2 separate regions of the Homo sapiens genome follow, and region 2 is linked to region 1. Evidence: read pairs that join two places in POLR2A ChIA-PET (ENCODE). Cell type or tissue: B cell. All regions are shown on one strand.

Evidence for each region. Peaks named below come from ENCODE experiments on the same cell type or tissue, not always from the same donor. Only the 100,000 strongest peaks of a DNase experiment are listed, where the experiment ranks them.
Region 2: POLR2A ChIA-PET joins it to region 1 with 5 read pairs; 1 of 35 experiments calls an interaction of 5 or more read pairs at or near these places.

The regions. Positions count from the first base shown.
Region 1 is chr3:186,980,062-186,982,561 of GRCh38, forward strand. All of the region lies in intron 2 of ST6GAL1 (ST6 beta-galactoside alpha-2,6-sialyltransferase 1), which reads left to right. Among named protein-coding and RNA genes, the nearest start is that of ST6GAL1, 51 kb to the left of the region's middle. In B cell, no CTCF peak of the experiment used is centred here; no DNase peak of the experiment used is centred here; H3K27ac peaks cover 2,346 bases.
Region 2 is chr3:188,399,540-188,402,039 of GRCh38, forward strand. The region is part of intron 3 of LPP (LIM domain containing preferred translocation partner in lipoma); the gene reads left to right. Among named protein-coding and RNA genes, the nearest start is that of LPP-AS1, 170 kb to the right of the region's middle. In B cell, no CTCF peak of the experiment used is centred here; a DNase peak (open chromatin) is centred at 1,162; H3K4me3 peaks cover 442 bases; H3K27ac peaks cover 2,500 bases.

The DNA of each region.
Region 1 (2,500 bases):
AAGTTGCCTGAAGCCATAAAACAAACGATGATGGAATCAGATCATGGATCCTGATATGTCACACCTTAACCATTGTGCCATTGGTCTACAATTTGCCTGATCCTAAGAATCACCTGAGACTCTTGTTAAAAGAGCAATTCCCAGGCCCTGTCTCAGATTCAGATTCAGCCCAGCTGGGGTGGAGCCTGGGGAGCAGTGGATGCAGCGGGCACCCTGGATGATACTAGGATCTGGCAAGTTTAAGAAACGCTATATTGTGCCTTCCTGCCTGTAAGTTGTGGCTCATGGTTGGCCCTCAAGAAATGTTAGCTGTTAGTATTATAATATAAATGAATTGAAAGGACAGCTTATTGTGAAAGAATATACGTCTTTAAAAAGCTTATTAGTCCTGACACTAGATTTTAAAGATAGAGGTCGGATGGGCGCGGTGGCTCACGCCTGTAATCCCAGGACTTTTGGAAGCCAAGGCAGGTGGATCACGAGATCAAGAGATCGAGACCATCCTGGCCAACATGGTGAAACCCATTCTCTACTAAAATTACAAAAAAAAAAAAAAAAAAAAAATTAGCCAGGCAAGGTGGCAAGTGCCTGTAGTCCCAGCTATTAGGGAGGCTGAGGCAGGAAAATCACTTGAACCTGGGAGGTGGAGGTTGCAGTGAGGATCACCCCACTGCACACCAGCCTGGGTGACAGAGACTCCATCTCAAAAAAAAAAAAAAAAAGATAGAAGTCAAGGGGAAATAGATTCTGGATCAATGAATCTATACTCTAATACTCTAAACTCAAAACTATCTGCAAGTGGGATGTGTGCCTTTATAGGTCCCTGTCACTAGTGGTCAAGCAATCAGTGCCATCACGTGTTGGGTGTGATGGCTGAGCTGTTCTTCAGGGACCCATTCCTCAGTCAGTGTCTGCTGTATACATGCAGCTGCAGAGGACATTTGTGCACTGAGGAGGGCTTTGGGTGTGTTAATATTCTAGAAGAGGTGGAGTAGAGCAGCTATGCAAAGCAAGGAAGAAGGCAGGAGGTGTTAAAAGAAAAACTTTAGAGAAAATAAATGTAGCAAAGTTCATCTGAGCAAAGAACCATGTGTGAATTGGACAGCACTCAGAACCAGAAGAGGTTCAGAGAGCTCTGCTGCCGCAGTGAGGACAGTGAGCTTTTGTAGGCTGAACGTGGAAAGAAGGCTAAGAAAATATATTTTATTAGAGTGGGAAGACCCTAGTTAGAGGTTAGTTGGTGGTTTCTGATTGGTGAAGCCTCTAGTTACATTTTACTGTTTACATTGATTTGGATTTTGGTTTGCTTATGTAGAAGCTCTGGTTATGGAGACAACCTCAGGCTAACGGCCTCCTTCTTATTTGCTTTAACAGAGGGATGGCAGAGGTAGAAGACAGCAGATATTTGAGGGCCATCACTACTGCCTTGTACCGTGGGTAACCTGCATGAAGTCTTCTCTGTAGCTTCAGAGCATCTAGATCCGCTGTCATGCCACCAATACACTAAGGCACTTCATTTTCCTCAGGGAGACTGATGATGTCTTGTTATCTCTTATTAGCATTCCAAGTCTTATCTTATTTTTGAATTCTCAAGGTCCATTTTTGGGCATATAAATTACTGAAGGCAGTCAGGAAATATTGTTCCATCAGAGCTGGGAGAAAGACTCAACCCTTATCCTGGTCCATTGACCTATTTCCAACCTCAGCTTTGATGACAAAACTCAGCAGAAGCTTTCTTACAGACTAAGAGCACTTTATAAAACACTGCTTAAAGCTGAAGGAAACCCTCTGAATGACCACCCTTGAATACCTCCTTTACTAAGACCCATGATTATCTGGGAGTTAGAATCCATAATAATAGCTGCCACTGTGCACAGTGATTGTGTGCTGGGTGCTTTACATCTATTTTCTCATTTAATTCTCCTAACAACTCTATGATAGCAGTCACGCTATGATACAGGTCACACTGGTATTGTTTCACAAATGAATAAACGGGCCTAGAAAATTCAACTAGATTTCCCTAGGTTAGCAGTGGAGTTGGACTTCAAACCTAGGTCTGTGTAGCTCACAAATGAACACTTATTATGCTTATACCATTTTGCCTCATTAGAATAATAGGAAGTCCTTCCTTTTTTGGTGAGGAAGAAATTTAGAGATTGGTTACCCTGACTGGTGATACAGAGCAAAGCTATGTACAAATTGCATCAAAGGGTGGCAGATCCCTACATTCCCATCTAACATCACATCATTCCTAACCTTTTTCCATGTGGATAAGCATGACCTTAGTCAAGTCATTTCTTAGTAAGATAGATTGTTGGTTGCTCGTGACTCTCAGTGAAGACCCAGTAATGCCAAGAATCATGGCAGACAGTTAGGGGGAATATGTATCTTCAACTATGGGGCAGTATGGCAAAGATATTGAGGGCCAGGAATTTGACTACTTTTGAGGAGCGATGACAACTGAGTACAGGAAGTGAGAGGAAGGGAGCATGTACCGTGT
Region 2 (2,500 bases), 1.4 Mb after region 1:
TAATATCATTCATTTATTCAGTGCACACTGACCAAGAGCTAGGCCTTGAGTTAGTTGCCAGGAAGATATAGGGACTAATACAATGTCATTTAAAGATTAATAGAAATGCTCTAAGTCAATTATTCTCAACCCTTGAATCAGAGTATATACATAAAGATCCCCATATGAGGTTAGTGTGCAGACTGTTTTGATAAACACTACTCTAAGTTTATTGCACTGGATGTTGGATAATATGATGTAACGGTTGTTTGTTTTTCAGTTTTGGTGATCTATATAAATCTTTTTAGAAGAGTAGCATATTGATTTGGACGAAAAAAAGGAAAATATGACCAAACACTACTTCTTTCTGTTTTTGTGGGTGACAGTGACTTGACATTCACATGGTATCCTGAGAGAGGCTTAGTAGCTTTGTTAGTATTAATTGTCAGTTTGCCTATGGCACTAAGTTTTCCCACCTACGTGGGGCGGGTCCTGGTCATCACATAGCCTTTTGTAGTTATTTGCTTTCTGTTGTGCCTTGATTTTTTTTTTCTGTTGACTATTGGCTTCATCACTTTGTGGTCCTGTGGCTTATTATGATTAGATTTGAGGGTACAGAATAGAGAAAACATTATGGCAAGTAGAATTCAAGAGCTGGAATGGAAATAATAAGAGCAAAAACTACTGTTAAGTGCTGATTTCCTTTGAATTGTGGTGTTTTCCTTTCTTCTCCAAATAGGGAGGTAGTACAGAGTGAAGACCGGAGATTTGGAGTTAAAGATCTGTGTCCCAGCTTCAGCTTTGCTATTTGTTAGCTGTATATCCTTGAGCAAGTTATTCAACCTCTTACAGTCTTACTTTCTTGATTTGCTAGATGTGGGTAATGATAGTGCTACCTCATATGGCAGTCAGGATGACTGTGTGGCCATTGAAAATTTGCTAGACATATAATAAACCTTCAATAAACACTTGTTTATTGTCAGTCTCTAGTCTTCTTAGGACCGCTGGGGGAACAGACAGAAGAGCAGCAGAGGAGTTGATAAGTGAAACCTCTTAGGTTCTTCTTAATTGCTTGCATGTGACAATTTCTGAAAGAGCAATGCTGAGGAAGCAGCAGCTCCCCAGCTCCCTTCAGCAGTAGGCATCTTGCTTAGAGGAGGGCCACTGCTCTTGCTTTCCTGTCTGCTGATGGTGGTTGTGTATTCTCAGAGCCTCTCTGGAAATCTTCCCTTTCACTTCTTGCTTTCATGATGATTATGAACTTCGAGTGAAACCTAGCTAGAATGAGGGGAAGTAAGAGCAGTGTAAATCTTGGTCCAGCAACACCAGTTCTCACCACTGCTTATTTTTGTGTTTACATGGGTCTCTCTTAGAAGCCAAGAGCCCCAATGATATGTGCTAGTTCATCTGTTCATTAAACTTGTGAAGTTTCATCAAACCCATTTATCAAAATGAAGGGCTGTAATGAAGATTTTAGAGAAAGAAAGCACTCTAAAATATTAGAGCTGATTGGGACTTTACAGGTATTCATTTTGCAAATGAGTGTCATCTCTTGTTAAAGGTCACACTTGTATAGCTGAGACTAGAACTGGGGCCACAGGGACTCTATGTCTATACTATTGGATTTATCACTTTCCTTGGATCCATCCTACATGATTCAATTTTTAATACCTGGAGTTTTCACTCTTGTTATCTTCCTATTCAAGGATAAAAGCTCTAGCTTCTTATCTTTATATAAAACCTTTAAAAGGCAGAACTCATGTTATCTTTTAAAACTTTCCCCTAACTGTTCTCCCTGAATCCCTCATTTTGGTGCCGCTGGTCTGATCCCTGTCCTACAGAAATGCCTTGCTTCATACCCAAGCTCACAGTATTATTTCTAATCTTTGCCCTGGTTACTCCAGTTTTCTTTTATTTACTCAGCATTCAAAGTCCTGGTTAAGGGCTACCTCTGCCAAGCTTATGCTAGCTTTTCTGACATCCCCCAAGATTTTTCATGTGCTTTCTGTGTTGCTCTCTTTCTCTTTTCACATTTATAAATATTTCTTCCTCAAATAGTCTTTGAGCTCTTTGAGTAAAGAATAAGAATCTGATTCATCTATAGCTCCAGTGCCAGGCAAATAAATTCATTCATTCATTAAATTAACAGACATTTTTATTGAGTACCTATCATGTGGTAGCCCCTGGAATTATAAAATGATAAATATTTCCACTCTCAAGGATTTGCGAGTTTAGTTTGGGGAACAGGAAAGCAGATGGGCAGAGCACCATGTGACGAATATGTGACAACAGTATGTAGATGCTGTGGGATTGTACTATAAGGATGTATAACTTGAACTGTAGAATATAGTGCAAGATTTGCCTTCAAGGACTAGTAGAAAGTAATGCTTATGATCTAAATTGATGCATAGTATGTTGGAAGTCATTTTTAGACAAGAAGTAGCTTGTTTCAGAGGGAGCAGAGATCAAACCTAGGAAAAAAATGTGAATTTCTATCAGAAAAGTACTGCAAAATGACCTC